2 separate regions of the Homo sapiens genome follow, and region 2 is linked to region 1. Evidence: chromatin loops called from intact Hi-C (ENCODE). Cell type or tissue: stomach. All regions are shown on one strand. Links, peaks and the distances in the headings refer to the core of each region. The heading gives the core; the rest is flanking DNA. Region 1 overlaps ZBTB16 (zinc finger and BTB domain containing 16). Region 2 holds the start of HTR3B (5-hydroxytryptamine receptor 3B).

Region 1 (8,842 bases), core at 1,710-6,709:
TGGCACACACCTGTAATCCCAGGTAATTGGGAGGCTGAGGCAGGAGAATCGCTTGAACCCAGGAGGCAGAGATTGCAGTGAACTGAGATCGTGCCACTGCACTCCGGCCTGGCCAATAAGAGCGAAACTCCGTCTAAAAAAAAAAAATGTGAAGGCACTCTGAAGTGGTAAAACATCATATGCATATAGGGATTATTAAATATATCTGCTCTTCTAATCTCAGAACCAAACACAATCTAACTTTACAACTTCCCAACCTTCATAACAACCTAATTCAATGTATCCTAATTCTTACTCTAACCCTTGAGTAACATGAAATTACCCTAACCTTCACTTTCAGCTAATTGGACCAACTTACCCCTAATTCAGGACTCATATACAGACATCATTTTGCATGTCACCTCTGAACTACTGGTATAGCTGCCTGGAGGGCTGATGGGGGCTCACTGGAAAGTGTGCTGGGATTGATTAGTAATGTCTGCCTTGGCCTTGACTGATGGCCCTCAGGCCACCTTGACTGGGGTGTGGTGGTCCTCAGGCCACCATACCAGCTCTTAATAGAACCTCTTCTACTCTTTGATTCAGCCTGGGATCATCCTCACTTAGGCTTCTCTAGGAGACTATCTGCTTCCCACCTCCGCCCAGGTCCCAGAGCCAGCTCAGGCCCCTCCCTGGCCTTCGGTACCTGTGTGCACCCTATAGTGCGTCTCCAGCTGATGCTTGAGGCTGAACTTCTTGCCACAGCCATTGCACTCGTAGGGTTTCTCACCCGTGTGGATGCGTTTGTGGCTCTTGAGTGTGCTCTCATCCCGGAAGCAGCTGCCACAGAACTCACACTCGTAGGGGTGGTCGCCTGTGGAGACAAGGGGCTGGATCAGGCCTTTGCCTCTCCCTGCCCCCTCTTCAGGGGACAGTAGGGCACATTCTGTGCATGAGAAGGATGCGACGGCCTGTATTCACCACCTCCAAAGACAACTTAAGGATCCACGGCCACACCTCCATTGAATAAACAAGCAATACCTGTCTTCACACATGACCATACTTTACTGTGGCCCCATGATCATCTGTGGGGCAAGGGCCAGTCCTGGGAAAGAGAGCCCATTTGGTTCAGGGATGGACAGCAGTCCCCAGAAAGCAAGCCCCCTTGTGGATACATGAGACCTCACCATCTTGCTTCTCAGATGACCTCTTCTCCCCTTCCTTTAGGTTAAGGGTGAAAGTCACTCCAGCCTGACTCCCCAACCTTCAAAGAAATCTCTCCAATTTGAGGAACTTCACATTGTCCCCCAAACACCTTCTACAGTCCCCAATTTCCTTCCTCCACAGTCTTACATAGCTGTTTCCTCTGCTCGATTTCTTCTTTTCTCCCTGGTGAACTCCTAATCATCCTTCAAAGCCCAGCTCATATGATACCCCCGCGTGGACGCTTCCCTTTAGTTCCCCAGGCAGAATGAATCACACTTTCTTCTGTGTCCCCAAAGAGAAGAAATGCCCAGAATTTTGTTCTGTTATTAGTGTGGTATCATTTTTATGCCACTTTCGCATTAAAATGGGCTACATTTCCTGAGCACTCAGATGTGTGATGTGATCGCATCAGATGATCATGGCAACAAACTTAAAGAAAGATATTAGTCTCATTTTACAGTTGAGAAAAAAATGAGATGCTTCCACATCATCCCTAAGGTGAAACGGCAAGTAAGGAGCTGAGTTGGGATTCAGGTTTGGGTCTGGCTCTAGAGTCAGGGTACCATATACTTGTCAGCTTGCTGACACACTATGCTGTATCTACTGGCTTGCCCACCATACCTCCAGCATGGAAGCACCACCAGGATAAGAAGCAAGCCTCACCCATCCTTGTAGCCTCAGTGTATCGCACAGGGAGGATCCAGAACAGACCCAGGAAATGGTGGGTCTATGAAACTTGGAGAGAACTGCCTTTTCTTTTTTGAGGATCCCACTCTTAAATCTCCAGAGCATGAGAGGTTGGGGTGTGGAGAATAACCATCTTGCCTTTCATATCCAAAGTGGGGGGCTTGGGGGATGAAAGGTGAGGACTCCAGCTACTTATTTATTACAGGAGTGAAGGCGCAGACAATAAAGATAGATTGATCACCCCAGACTTTGTTCATGAATATTTAAATATCGCTGATTCGTCTTGTCACTGTAATTACAATTTCTCTGGGCTGCATCTCCAACAACCACAGTTTATGGTAAAGAATGGCCCACTGTATTTCACTTGTCCCTCTGCAGATGTGCGGGGCTGCCAACCGTGTAATGTCCTCTGCATTTCATACATTTTCTTCAGCTGCTGAAGGTTTAAGTCATCCACAATGACCTACGTTTTTGCATTATCCCCATGTCAAACTGCGCTCGTGCCTGGGCATAAATTGTCCTTCTCGTTATAGACTCGCATGCCTGTGCCTTCACTTCCTTTTTAAAATGATATTTTACTCTCTCCTGTCTCTCCCCTCCTCGGGCCACTAACCAAAGCTCCCCCCTCCCAAAGTTAGGCCCCTGTACCCACATAAATTCTCATCTGTTCTGATGGCTCTGAGGGGTTTTTAGGGCTCTGAGGGGAGCGGATGCTGGGGTCTGATCAGTGACTTTCTCATGGGTGGAAGATTTGCAAGAAGCACCCATGCCATGAGAGGGGCACTTCCATCAGGGAATCAGATGAGAGAAGCTCAAAGAGTGGCATCGTGCCTTGACACCAGTTCACCCCAATCTATGGGGTGTTGCACTGGCTCAGAGGCTCGGCCAGCGAGTCCCTCACCTGCAGATCTGGGGATGGGCCAAGGCCCAGGGTTCTCAGTTGGGGAAATTGCTACCTGCCCATCCTCACTGCCAGAGCCATGCGGACTGCCTGGCCCCCAGCCCCATCAAACTCAAGGGAGTGGAGGCCTGTGCAGACCCTGGTACTAATTAGTTGTGTGTCTAACACAGTAAGGGCCAGTCTGTGTGTGCACCCGAACCCACTCTCTCCGTGTGTCTGCACTCACAGCCCTGTCTGGTCTGACATCCAACTCCCCCTCCTTACTGAATCGGCAACGATTACGACTTTAATCAAAGATTCAGTATCCTCATTAAGGTATAAATAAATAAATAAAGCCAAGGCCACGTGAGACTTCAGCTGGAGCCGGTAATTAAAACGTACATCGGCAGCCACCCAGCCGGGTGGGGGTGAAGGCGGCGGTGGGGGGGAAGGGGGCGGCTGCCTGTGCCTTTCCCCTCCAGAGGGGTCCCTAACAATTTAAAAAACAAAGGGTTAAGACAGAGGAGTTTGTTTGATCCGATTTTTAGGAATTTAATTATGAAGTGGAGCACATGTTAAATGAGTTTAAATAGGAAATTCTTGAGTCTGCCCAGGGAAAAGAATAAAAAGAACTTAGAAGGAAAAACAAACAACAACAAAAAAAAAAGAAAGAAAAAGTCACCAACACACACGTATCCCCATCCCGATTTGGAAGCACGGTGTGCACCTGGCGTGAAATCTTCACCCTGAGAGCTGATTGTGTCAGTGTGGCCATAATGTACACAAAACTGGCTGCAGAACTCAAAATCCAATTTGTGGTATGTTGATTAACTCTGTAGCCTCTTTAATGAGCTTGACATTAAGTGCAGGACAAACGAGACTAATTAGAGCCCCCTCCAGCCTGCCCAGTGCACCTGTGACCCCGCCCCCCCCAATCTGTCCTTACTTGGTGCTTTCTCTGGCACTGGCCAAGCCCAGTGTCTGTCGTCCTCCCCACCCCAGCCCCATCCTGCTGGCTCCTCAGGCCCCTCCCTTCCAGCCCCTCCCTTCAGCACAGCTGAGAGTTTATTATATGATGAGCCGTGTGAATCAGGGATCCATCAATGCCAAGAGCACGGCTGGACTAACCTACCAAACACAGCTGCTGATGCTAAACACCCGGCCCCAGCAGCAAATGGGCCAAGAACAACGGAATATTAATGAGGCATTGTGTGTGGGGTGTGCACAGCCTGTATATGGCTTGTGTGCGCAGTGCCTCGCTGGTGTGAAAATTGATGGGTGTTTCTCTGTGTGTGCATAGGCAGCACACATGCTCCGTGTTTCCTAGAATAAGCAAGGGCTTCTCCCTAACTCTGGAAACAGCCCCTCCCCGTGGATCTGAGCCATGACTGACACAAGAGCATGTGACATTTTCATATCTGAGCTCTGAGAAGGTGGCATGGTCAGAGCAGGGCACATCCTGGGTGGATTTAGCAGGACTGAGATCATTCAAGTCACATGAAGCCAACTGATTGGACCCAGTGGCATGCTCAGAAGTGGCTGAAAGGTATCTAGCCATCTTTCATAAGACCGAATGAACCTGGGGAACTGTTGAGGGAGGCGTTCATAGGAAGGTGCATATAGCTGCAGGGGAAATGCTTACGCAATCGCTGTAGAGAAAGTCCTTGTCAACATCCCACTCTCCTGGGCCCTTTTTATTGAGCCCACCCCTCTGGGCCCTACCTCCGTCCTGTCCCAGAAATTTTAAGTAGTTCTGTGCAAATCTGGTGATGCTAAGACAATGTGCTCCCCTGAACAAAATGGCATCCAGAAGTGACAGCCAGGAAGGCTCCTTAATGAGGATACCTGCTGCTGGCTGGCCAGGCCAGCTCAGTCCATGAGAAGTAAAGCTCTTCCCTTATTTAGCAGAGCCTGCCACCCATGCAAGACCTGGTCTGCATACTCAATCTCTGAGCTGTGACAAGACTCTCAAAATGAGGAGAGGGCCTACTGTTCCTTTACGTGGCATGCAGAGGTTTTTACAAGTATACGCTCTGTTATATACCCAGATAGAGACCTGACCCCAACCCTCCCTACAAACACAGCACACAAAGGCAGACTCAGAAATGGGCATTCCTTTAACCAGGTAGTTTCAGCAGAGCCCCAGTTTTGTCATAGAGAAAATAAGGAATTTAAGCCATCCACTCCCCTGTTAGGGAAAACTGGGAGCTGCTGCAGGAAAGCAAATGCCTCTTGGCCATCAGGGACCAAGTGTCCCCATCCCTCAAGCCCTAGAGGCTGGTGGCAGGGAATGGCCAGCCCCTCAGCACCTGGCCCAGCCTCCTTACCTTGTACCCCCTCCCTTGTCCCATCACCTGGAACTGGCTGAGCAGTGATATTTCATTGCTCATCGTTTAAATGCCCTCCTTGTCTTCCCTAAACAGGGTTAAGGTCCAAGTACAGGCCTTTGTTACTGTGGGGAAAGTAGGATCACTGCTTCAACTTGCCCTCAGAAGCCCGAAGCTGACTTCAGAAATGTGTATGGATAGAGCGGCGGGGCATCAAGAGTGGTGGGAGGCAGGGCAGACAATGTTAAGAGACCCAGCAGGTCAGTTTTTCTCAAAATTCATTTTGGGTCTACCTACATGAGAATCCCTTGGGAATACATATTAATAATGCTGAATCTGGGACCCCACCCTGGACCCATGGAATAAAAGGTTCTGAGAGTGGGACCCAAGAGCCTGCCTTTTTAATGAGCATCCTGTGTTGAACACGGAAAGACTTTGAACCGACGGTCCACAGGAGGGGACTGGGAGAACTGTCCACATTTACCTGCACGACGGGCAGCCTCTGCACGTCCAAGCCTTGAGCAGAAGGACTGAAGGCTGACTCAGCCCACCACCTCCACTTTACGTCCTTGGAGGTAAATATAGACGCTGGCTCCCAGAGACCCAGATCCACCCATCAGCTGGACTGACCTACCTGTATGTGAGCGCAGGTGGCGTTTGAGAGCCGTGTGGCTGGGGAAGGTGCGGTTGCACTCACTGCAGATGTAGCTGCGCACGCCCGCGTGGACCTCCATGTGCTGCTGCAGTGCGCTCTGCGCCTGGAAGCGCTTCCCACACAGCAGACAGAAGACGGCCATGTCAGTGCCTGTGGGAGACAGGAGAGGGGGTGCCTCAGAAAGGTGGGAATACAAGGTGCATTCTTTACCCATCTGGAGTGAGAGCCAGTGTCGGGACTCACACCTCCAAATCCCCATGCTCAGGGGCAAATCCAGAGTGGGCCCAGGCTATGCAACACTGAGCACCCAGTATGTGGCCCCAGTGATGGGCAAAATCGACGTCGTTCCCGAGCTCTGGAAGCTAAAGCTAAAGGATAGACATTGATCAAATACATCGCAGCAGCAAGGGTAGTGGGCAACTGTGTCGGGTGGTATGTAAAAGGCGGCAAGGTACTAAGACAGCATATACCAGATGGACTTCACAGAGTACAGGGCAAAAAGTGGGGGAGGCAAGGTAGACCCTGCGAGAAAAAACAATAACAAAGATACTATGGGCCAGCCATTGTTCTAACATAACTAATATAAATCCAAAACTCAAAAAGCTAGCCTCTGTTATCCTCATCCCTTAGACAAGGAGACTGAGGCACAGAGAGATTAAGTACTTTGGCCAAAATCCCACAGAGCAGTGGTCCCCAACATTTTTGGCACAAGGGACTGGTTTCATGGAAGGCAATTTTTCCACGTATGGTTGGGGGATGGCTTTGGGATGATTCAAGCACATTACATTTATCATTAGACTCTCATAAGGAGTGTGCAGCCTGGATCCCTTGAATGCACAGTTCCCAATAGGGTTCATGCTCCTGTGAGAATCTAATGTCGCCACTAATATGACAGGAGGCGGAGCTCAGTTTCACTCGCTCGCCTCCTGCTGTGCAGCCCAGCTCCTCACAGACCATGGCCCGGGGGTTGGGGACTCCTGCCATAGAGTTCGTAAGTGGCAGGGCTGGGGTTCACACTCACACACCCTAGATTTTAATGCTTTCCCAAGACTAGCTACAGATCCTGTTTTGTTTTTTTTTTTTAACTACTTCTCCACTCACTAAAGCATGAATCTTAGGTCCATTCACTCAACAAGTATTATTTGATGCCTTCTACAAGCAAGGCTGTCTTTTTGGCACTGGGGATATAACCAAGGAAGAGCATGCAAAGTCCCTGCTCTCATGACCGACGTTACCCAGAACACCAGGTGAATGGCGGAATCCGGAAGATGGAATAGTGTCTGTGAACACTCTGGGCCAGGAGGAAACATGGCCGGTGGGAGGATCAGACAGAGGAATGGTGCAGTGCAGCTGGGGAAGAAGAGGAGGCTAAAGGGAAAGGCAAGGGCCAGGCCATGCAGGGTCTTGCAAACCACGTCAAGAGATTTAGTTCCATCCTAAACCCGATGGGCAACTGTCAAAGGATTGAAAGCTAGCGAGTGATGTGAGATTTTCATTTAATTCTAACTGGCTGTTCATCCCCAAAGTACCCCACACATACAGGCTGCCATTTTCTGTTTGTTACCAATCCCTTTCTGACACTGCTCTGGAGCCATGGCCGAAATTTCCAGCTGCAGCACCACAGGAGGAAGTATCTGACCTTGTGTCTGAGTCCTAACTGGCAGCTCAGTGCCCACCCTTTTGGGCTCTGTTTTCCTGAGCACAGGAGCTCCCCGGCAGGCCCATCTGTGTGTCTCTGTGCTGGTGCCTGGGCAATATCACCTGCACTTGGCCCCACACCGCTGTCCCCTGTGTGGGAAGGCACAAGCAGGAAACGTAAGTAGGCCTAGCATCTGTCAGTCCAGTCCAGAGTGGGTGGGGGGAGGGGGTAAAGCTTTGGCTGCTGGAAGCCATGGGCTGCTCAGCATGGAATCGGGAAGTGTCTGGTGGAAGGTAGGGGGAAGAGAAGGGATGGCACGAAGAACCTCCCTGCCTTCCTGGCCATCAATGGAGATAGCAAGTGAGAGGTCTGGTCCTCACCACCTCCGTCCCACTCATGGCTGGGTTAGGATGGACTAGTAGGCAGGCAAGGCCCACCTCTCACTGTCCCCCACACTTCTGTGCCCCTCACACCCACCCTGATATCCCTTCCCTTTGCAGACACTGAAGTCTAAGCACCTGGAGCCACGCCCCATCTCACCAGCAGTCAGGAAGGCTGAGCAGGGAAGGAGAAAAACAGCCAGCACAGGATTTTGCTCCTGGCCAACAAAAAGCAGGAAGGAAGGGGAGCGAATCTAGGCGTTATGCTAGGTACCTTATCTATGTTGTCAGTTCATTTAAAACTTGCAATCCTACAAGGCAGGCATTCTTATCCCCCTTTTTACCAGTGTAAAAGAGAGATTAAATAACTTGCCTAAGATCACACAGAAAGAGGCAGAGTTGGGATCTGAAAATATCTCGGTTTGTCTTTCAGAAACCACGGGGCTGGACTCAATGCTACCTCTGGAGCTGACTGCCCGCCTGTCTGGGCTTACCCTGGAAGAGGCCCAGTAAGGATGGTACAGAGGACTCCTGCCTCTAGTACAGCTCCAGCAATGGCTAGAGAACCCCTGGCCAGGAGTGGGCAGTAGCTGGGGCTGGGTCACAAGGCATAGCTCTCTGAGGCCTTCCAATCCCACTGGGAGCCACCAAGGTCTCTCAGAAATGCTGAGTAGTCTACTCAGCTTCACTTGCTGGAGGGAGACATAATGAGAGATGTATCTTTCTGGACAGAAGCAATGCCAAGAGTTGACAGTGAGTCTTCAATGTCCCTCCCTGCTTGGCCGACGTACACAGGAGGACAGTGCATCTGCAATGCGTTCTGTGCCCGGTGGCCCCCACTCCTTCAACTTGAGAGCCCCCAGCATCTACTCCCTCTCTGCCCTTAACCCCCACCCCACAGAGAGCCCAAATTAAGCCAGGTGTTCAAACAGCTACCTTAAATCAGTAGGGTTGAGTAGGCTTTGGAGGCCAGCCATGCCCTTTAAGAGCCAAGGCTTCTCCTTATGCATCCTCTGAGATCCCCGGCATGGAAGGAACCTGGGCAGAGGGAACATGAATGGCATTCCCAATAGGACATCTCAGCCTATA
Region 2 (8,842 bases), core at 1-5,000, 340 kb after region 1:
GCTGTGACTGGTGTTGAGGCCAGGGAGGCCAGAGGAAGGGAAGCAAGAGAAATGAGCACCAGCAATTGGAAGTGACAAATTTGTGAGGGCTTTCTCTGAATTGCAAAAAGATATTTTGTTCACAAGCTTTGCCAGCCCTTAGGGGATTCAATGCTTCACTCAGTCATTGGACCGAAGCAAATTGCACACCTCCTGACAAAGTGCGTGAGTGAAATCTCTCTGTAGTGTCCTGCGTGTGAATTTGCCTGGGCTGTCAGTGGTTTTGATGGTTATTTTGATGAGCTGCCAAAGGTATGAGGGATCCAGCAGGAAACTGTAAATGAGATCGCTTCTCCCTGTGCGACAATCCTGTTTATACCCATTTCTTTATGAATGATGTCATGTCACTTGCCGCTACAGGCAGCAATTTCTATGATTTAACAATGTCAGTGTGACCAAAACGCTAACAACAATGCTGGAGGTACAATGCCAGACTCCTTGTGGGCAGTGCAATATACACTTTCATTACCGTCGGAACTGGGAATCTAATGAGCATTTTAACTCCCTAACAATCCACCCAAGAAGATGCCTAAAATGGCGTTAGCTATTCAGGCGTGCAGGACTAAGGTGTGTGGCTTGCATCAGGCATCATTTGTAGGGTTTTTGTGAACTGTTATTGTCAAAAAGTGTGCTGTGAATCTCTCTACCTGAGAACATTTCTCGCTGGTGTACCCCAGGGGAGGGAAGTCAGGAGCACAAGGCAAAGCTGTCCCAGTGCTTTTCCTGCCAACTTTGCTGTGGGCAGCTTCACGTTTACCTCGCTTGGAAGCTCCCAATTCAAGTCTCAGTTGGGGAAACACCGAAATGAGTATGTTTCAATACAGGAAATTACCCGAGACAGCATTAAAACATAATTCTGAGAAATGAATATGTGTTCCTCGCACTGTCTGCTCACAAAGACTCAAATTCCCCTCTGCGATCTTGTCTAGGAAGCAATCCATAGATTCCCTATGGATAAACTCATGTTTTCTAGAATGGGTCAAAATCTTGGTTAAAAAGAGAAAGTTCTGGAAGCTAGGACTAGGAACAAAAGAGAATCAAGCACTGAAAGGAGAAAAATAATAAGCAAATGGAAATATGCTTAAATAAACCAAAAGGGGAAAGAGTTCTTTGTTTAAGATGGGAAGAAATAATAAATTACATTTCTACTATGAATGCAAATTTGCCTGAGGAGAAAGATCAATTACAGGAGAGAGATTAAGGATTTAAGTGACCATTAATTAACAGTAAATTATGCCCCTTGAAAGCTAATGTGACATTCACACAAGCACTAAATGACTCACAGTTCAGTGATGTTTCAACAGACACTGATGGAAGCTATCAACAGACCCAGAAAAGATTCCTCGCCAAAACTGCCTTCTTGAATGCTAATAATCAGCTTCAAATGATTCACTTGTAAGATTTCTGGAAAGTAGAATGTGTTAGGGACTGAGCTATGAAGCACTTGCAGGTGAAGAGAGATTGAAAAGGAGGAAGATAAGAACACAGTAAAATTATTCCTGTGTTTTCCTTGTTTTAATGACTTACTCTCCCATGCACCTATCTTAAAGTGTTCAGGGCACTTTGATGGAAAGCACTATTCTTGCTTTAGTCACTATGTATCTGTAGGATTATAAGAGAGTTACACATATATCTGAGAGGTTAAAAGGAAATGAGATTTATGTATTGAATTCCTAACACTAATTGAATGCTGACTGTATGCCAGGCACCAGGCTAAGTCCTCACATGAATGATCTCCTTCAAAGTTCCCAACAAACTTATGAGACAGGTACTCTACAGCTCTGTGAGGAGTGCACTATTCCTGCAGATGAGGGACTATTGGCATAGTGAGCTTAGCACTGCCCAAGGTCATGAAGCTTGCAAGTGAAGGGAGTGATATTTACACACAGCTGGTCTGGATTCGAAGTCCAAGCTCTTAATCATGACGCTACATGATTAAGTGTAACCTGGCTCCCTGAGAATATCAGGAACAACAGCAAGTAACCTTTCAAAAAGAAGACTGACATGTTGTATGGAGTATATTATTGGACAGAAATAGCCAGTGGTATTTTCTGCATGTGTTTTCAGGTTAATAATATCTTACATTTGCATTTCACCTTACAATTTAACAATGCTGTCTTATCTGATTGTCATGAATATCCAAAATAAAGTTAGCTTACAGGAAAACTGAGTCTCTAAGAGATTAATTGACTTCCCAGGGTTACGTGGCTGGTGAGTGGTGAAGCAGGAATTAGCTGGCTCTCCTTGTTCAGGCCTCCTTCTATACCAGCACACTGCCCCCTGGGATTGGTTCCGTGCTCTTACACTTAACAAATCATCTTGATTTGTAAATATAGTAAAATACGTAAAGTAAACATAGTAAAACCCAGTACAATTCCACAGGGCAGGTCTTTCTGCAACAAGTATCCACGGAATGATTTATGGTAAAGCACTGGTTATCAGACACTATTAAAACACTTCTTTCTGCTACATTTAGAACAAAAATCATGCATAATACAAAACATTAGAGAGATATTGTTAAGAACTTAGTCTGTTTTCTTACCTTCATTTTTCTATTTTATCTTAGTTTAATGTTCACGATTATTTTCTACTAAGAAACCCATTTGGCATTTAATGACACTTCCTCTGTTTTTATTTTTTACAATTAAGATATGCTTTTATCCTTTATGTTCAACATCCAGGATTTTTATACTTTAATGATAAGTGGCTATTTTTCTTCTCTACCCAATAAAAAAATCATTTCCAGCTTCCTGGCTACCAAATTTCTAACTCATCTCTATAATTGACTCATTCCACTTCCAGTTACATCCTAAAACTTGAGAATTCAGATATGAGCTCTAGGAGAAACCTCAAGAAAGTGGGGTGTTGAGAACACCAGCATAATCATAAATTCTTGATTTGTGCGCATGTACTAAGAATCAATTGTATCCTAACTAAAATGATTCAATTCAGTAGAGTTAATACTGGTGCCATGGAAATATAGTTCTAGAAATTTAGAAAAAAAAGTATTAACTTCTAAATTACTTTTAAGAGGAATTGTAGACTCAAAACTTACCAGTTTATAGTACCTGTCTTTAGAGATATACTCATCACCTATATAGATTTTGTAAGGCGAGATGTTAAGGCCTCTAATACCAAAATGATATACATATATCTGTAGCCATGACAAATCTAGTGGACTTTTTCTCTGGGCTGCTAACAGCTGATAATGAAGCCAAGACTATTTTGGATAATAAAAACATATTATCCACACATAAAAGCAAATTTGAAAAAGAATGCCCCAAACTCTCAATCAACCTGCAGAGAGCTTGATTTCTAGAGAAGCAGAGATTTATCAAGCAATTATAACATTTCAGAGCATATTTTCAGCTATGTGTAAAAAGCCCCACAGTCTGATGCTATATGTATACGTATTTGCAATCATAGGAGCCAAGTCACAAACAAATCATTGTTTTCCATATAGCTTCACAGGACTGGCATTTTACAGACGATGAATAAAAACAAACATGCCTGAGAAGTCCTACAGTACGGTGTATACAAATATTGTCTCTATCTTCTAAGAGTTAATCCTTAATGCCTAGTAAAATTATTAAAAGGACTCACCTGCAGCCACCAGGATGCAGGCCCACAGGGGAGCCATTACACTTGACAACATTCCTGGGCAGATCCCAAAAAGGAGAAATGCAAACTTGCCTACCAGATGGAATGCCGCTCAATTTCTCCTAACAGGGTTCCTCTCCACTCTGTTCTCCTCCTTCTCCGTTTGCCAGTTGATGCTATCCTTACTGGTGCTATTTTGTAAACACTCAGTGGGACCAAAGGCAATACCAGCACCATGCAAATGTTTTGGAATTGATGCCGTCATGAAATCCCTTAACTTCTCCCTTTGGTTCTGCCCCAAGATCAGACCGTGGCCAACATTTCCATTTTCCTGACAGGAGATAGCTAAGTGAATAATGTAATCTAAGAGGAGCCCCTAAGGAGAGGAAATTCCACACTAATATGATTTCCTTTACAGCCTTTACCTAAGGCAGTACTCTTGCTGACATTCAGGACACTAATTTCATTAATAATTGAAATCCAAATAGCTGTTCTAAATCAGACTTATGCAGTAACATCTTCAGCATTTGACAGTGGTTCTTGGGCTCTTGAATTACACAAGGCTAATGGAAACCTGGTATTGTCTAATGAAGAACAACTGCAAACAATGCAATGGAAAAGTGCTTTTTGTTTTTCCTAAGCCCTTTTAATTAAAAGAAACATTGACTTTTGATAAATAGGAGGGCTTCTCAAATTTTCACTGCTCACAATTCAGAAAGTAACCTTCTAGAAAGGATGCTTCTAGGCTTATTGAAGATGAAAACAAAGTTCAACATCATTTAATAAAAGTTTTTTTTTCACTTTTTGATTGAATACGCATTCATTTTTCATTACTAAGGAACATGATGCATAATTCTATACAATAACACTATTTTCCATTTCTAGACACCCCCAGATGCTCTAGAAAGAAAAAACAAATACCATTTCCAACATCTGCCTGCTTTTTTATTAAAAATGAGATTATAGAGGCAAATTTTGATATAAATTTTCACAGAGCCAACCGAAGGGGGGAAAGTATATATTTGATTCCTATTCTCCTAATCACTCAGTCCCTTTGTTTAGAATCCATGAAGTTCTACACCTAATTTTCATCTACCAATAAAATGTAGCCTAATTGCTTTCTTACTGTTGGTGAAGGGAGTGGTATACACAGAAAGAGAGAAAACTAAGATAACCATTTGGTGTTGACTTGGTTTTGGAGGTATCAGTGTGAACCCATGGTTTTCAGTACATTTGCTAAATATATAAATAATTGCAAATAAGCTGGGCGTGGTGGCTCAAGCCTGTAATCCCAGCACTTTGGGAGGCCGAGGCCAGTGGATCACTTGAGGTTAGGAGTTTGAGACCAGCCTGACCAACATGGTGAGCCCCATCTCTACTGAAACTACAAAAATTAGTCAGGCGTGGTGGCACATGCCTGTAATCCCAGCTACTCGGGAGGCTGAGGCAGGGGAATTGTTTGAATCAGGAGGTGGAGGTTGCCATGAACCAAGATCGCGCCACTGCACTCCAGCCTGGGAGACAGAGGGAGACTCCGCCTCAAAAAAAAAAAAAAAAAAAGAAAAGAAAAGAAATAAATACAAATGTAATGTGTGTTTGCACATGTTCATACATGCATATATTCCCTAGCTCTGTCCACTTAGCAGCCTAGGAGAATGACACCCCAATAGTAACAAGCACACCTAGCTTCCATAGCTCTTCCGGTATAGTCTTGCCAAAAATTCATAACTTGAATCTATTCAGGAGGAAACACCAGATGAGACAGTGGCATACTGTGGGACAAACAAAACAGCAGGCATCTTCAAAAGTGCCAAGGTGGGCCAGGTGCAATGGCTCATACCTGTAATCCCAGTACTTTGGGAGGTTGAAGTAAGAGGACTGCTTGAGCCCAGGAATTTGAGACCAGCCTAAGCTACATAAGGATACCCTGTCTCCACACAAAAAAATAAAAGATTAGTTTAATGTGGTGGTGCACTCCTGTAGTCCCAGCTACTTGGGAGGCTGAGGCAGGAGGATCACTTGAGCTCAGGAGATAGAGTCTGCAGTGAGCTGTGATTGTGCCACTGCACTCCAGCCTGGGCAATAGAGGTAGACCCTGTCTCAAAAACAAAAACACACACACACAAAAGTGCCAAGGTTATAAAAGTTAAGGAAAGACTGAGGAACCTATCAGACTAAAGAGACACAAGCACAATATCTGATTCTGAATTGGATCCTTTTGTTATAAAGAACATTTTGGGAAGAATTGAAACTCGAATGAGGTATGTGGATTAGATGGTAGTAATGTGGCAATGTAGTAATGTTGGTTTCCTGATTTTAATTGTATAGAGATTATGCAAAAGAATGTCCTTGTTTGTAAGACCAGCACACTAAGTATTCAAGAATGAGGGAAGATCGCACACAGTGGCTCACGCCTGTAATCCCAGCACTTTAGGAGACCTAGGTGGGTAGATCACCTGAGATCAGGAGTTCAAGGCCAGCCTGGCCAACATGGTGAAACCCTGTCTCTACTAAAAATACAAAAATTAGCCCGGCACGGTGGCACATGCCTGTAATTCCAGCTACTCAGGAGGCTGAGGCATGAGAATCTTGTGAACCCAGAAGGCAGAGGTTGCACTGAGCCGAGATCACACCACTGCACTTCAGCCTGGGCGACAGAATGAGACTCTGTCTCAGAAAAGAAAAAAAAAACAAAAAACAAAAACAGGGCACATCATGTTGATCATGTCGCTAACTTATTCTCAAATGATTGTGGGGGTCTAGGGGAATTCTTTGTACTATCCATCCAATTCTGCTATACATTTGAAAATATTTCAGAAGAAAGAGTAATTTAAATGTAACTTGGTGGAGGAACTTTGGTACACAGTTATGGAAAGTTTATCTGAGAAATACTCTTTAGAGAGGGTGGGCAGATAAATGGGGCTTCATCAAGAGGGAAGATCATAGAGGACTGATCTGGCCCTCAAAGTCTCAGCTCTTCCTATCAGTTCTTTGAATTGTCAGCTTCTACTTATGGGATGAATTAGGACAAGAGAAAGGCAAGCTACAGGCAATATAGCTATGTAGGTAGCAGTTTTTATGGGAAAGCAATGCAGAAGCATCCCTTTATGCAAAGGTTTAATTGAGGCGATGATCGACATTGCATTCTTGCCATGCATTGTAGTAAGCTATGACTCTAAGTCAAACCTTCTGGGGACGTGCTTCCCTCCCTTTTCTTTGCACTTTCTGATATGCCCATCTGTTACTGGAAGGCCATTACTAATGATGTGTAATACAGGTACATTACAACTTTCATTAGCTAACTTAACAACAGTCTAGTAATCCTGCCCATTATGGCTCTTTATTGGCTGATGAATTCTGTCAAGATGGCAATGATTTTGTATGAGTGACTTGTCTTCAAAGTAGTTTATATACAATGCTTCCTGATCTTTCCTTGACAGCCTTGCTCTGTACTGTCAGCTGGCTTAGATCTTTCTTTTTCTAATCTTAGTGTCCTGTCTGGACTTTGTTTACTCAGTACTTTTAGCTTTTTTTTTTTTTTTCCCTAAGAGGCAGAGTTTCACTCTGTCGCCCAGGCTGGAATGCAGTGGTGTGATCATGGCTCACTGTAGCCTCCATCTCCCAGCCTCAAGCAATCCTCCCATCCCAGCCTCCCATAGCTGGGAGTATATGTGTGTGCCACCACACCTGGCTAATTTCTTCTCTTTTTAGTAGAGATGAGGTGTTGGTATGTTGCCCAGGCTGGTCTTGATCTCCTGAGCTCAAGTGATCCTTCCGCCTTGGCCTCCCCAGTAGCTAGGAATATAGGCATGCACCACTACACCCAGCTCATACTCAGTTCTTTTAGGTTTGGTATTGCTCCTCTCCCCACCCTTCAGTTTTTCACAAAAATGGTCCCTCCTCACTATCTTACATACAGCATTTTTCATCCACTAATATGGTTTGGCTGTATGTCCCCACCCAAATCTCATCTCAAATTTCAATCCGCATGTGTCAGAGGAGGGGCCTGGTGAGAGGTTATTGGATCATGGGGGCAGATTTTCCCCTTGCTGTTCTCATGATAGTGAGTTCTCATGAGACCTGATAGTTTAAAAGTGTGGCGCTTCCCCCTTCTCTCTCTCTCTCCACCATGGATGATGTTGCCTTGCTTCCCCTTCCCCTTCCACCATGATTGTAAGTTTCCTGAGGTCTCCCCAGCCATGCAGAACTATGGGTCAATTAAACCACTTTCTTTATAAATTACCCAGTCTCGTGGATCACCTGAGGTCAGGAGTTCGAGACCAGCCTGACCAACATGGTGAAACCCCATCTCTACTAAAAATACAAAATTAGCTGGGCATGGTGGCCCATGCCTGTTATCCCAGCTACTCAGGAGGCTGAGGAAGGAGAATCGCTTGAACCCAGAAGGCAGAGGTTGCAGTGAGCCGAGATTGCGTCATTGCACTCCAGCCTGGGAACAAGAGCAAAACTCCATCTCAAAAAATAAAACAAAATAAAATAAAATAAATAACCCAGTTTCAGGTATGCCTGTATAGCAGTGTGAGAATAGACTAATACATCCACCCAGAGAAAGCTTTTTATCTGCATTGTTTCTGCTAATTCCCCAGACATCATCCTTGGAAGGATGAGTGTGGGGGTAAGTCTCATTCTAGCCTTTCCAGCAGATCAGTATATGTAAGTCAAAATTTGGAATCATGAGGGGCTAGGCATTTGGACTTCTTTCTTTTTTTTGAGATGGAGTCTTGCACTGTTTTCCAGGCTGGAGTGCAGTGGTGTGATCTCGGCTCACTGCAACCTCTGCCTCCCAAGTTCAAGTGATTCTCCTGCCTCAGCCTCCCGAGTAGCTGGGACTACAGGTGCATGCCACCACACCCGGCTAATTTTTGTATTGTTAGTAGATACAGGGTTTCACCAGGCTAGTCTCGAACTCCTGACCTCAGGTGATCCACCTGCCTCGGCCTCCCAAAGTTTTAAGATTACAGGTGTAAGCCACCTCACCCAAACGTGTTTGGACTTCTTAAGTGGCATTACTTGGGTAAAAGAAACAAAGACTTAATCTGGGATTTGAATCTGCGATTCTCTTACAGAAGTTCAGGCCAAGCCCATCATTAAGAAAGTACCTGAAAATATATTTCTTTTAGAAGTCCCCACTTCACATCCCCATGAGCCTTTGCACTCTGTTTCTCCATTATTTTCAAGTAAG

Evidence for each region. Peaks named below come from ENCODE experiments on the same cell type or tissue, not always from the same donor. Only the 100,000 strongest peaks of a DNase experiment are listed, where the experiment ranks them.
Region 2: it touches region 1 in a loop (2.8-fold over the local background); 3 of 110 quality-filtered maps call a loop at or near these places.

The regions. Positions count from the first base shown.
Region 1 is chr11:114,239,209-114,248,050 of GRCh38, reverse strand. ZBTB16 (zinc finger and BTB domain containing 16) reads right to left here. Exons shown (of 7, transcript NM_006006.6): 5 at 5,714-5,884; 6 at 686-853. Among named protein-coding and RNA genes, the nearest start is that of NNMT, 53 kb to the left of the region's middle. RefSeq lists an enhancer at 7,097-7,596. In stomach, for the core only: no CTCF peak of the experiment used is centred there; a DNase peak (open chromatin) is centred at 3,890; H3K27ac peaks cover 736 bases.
Region 2 is chr11:113,899,786-113,908,627 of GRCh38, reverse strand. HTR3B (5-hydroxytryptamine receptor 3B) reads right to left here and starts at 3,832. Exons shown (of 9, transcript NM_006028.5): 1 at 3,643-3,832. The coding sequence starts at 3,694. In stomach, for the core only: no CTCF peak of the experiment used is centred there; DNase peaks (open chromatin) are centred at 1,927 and 2,307.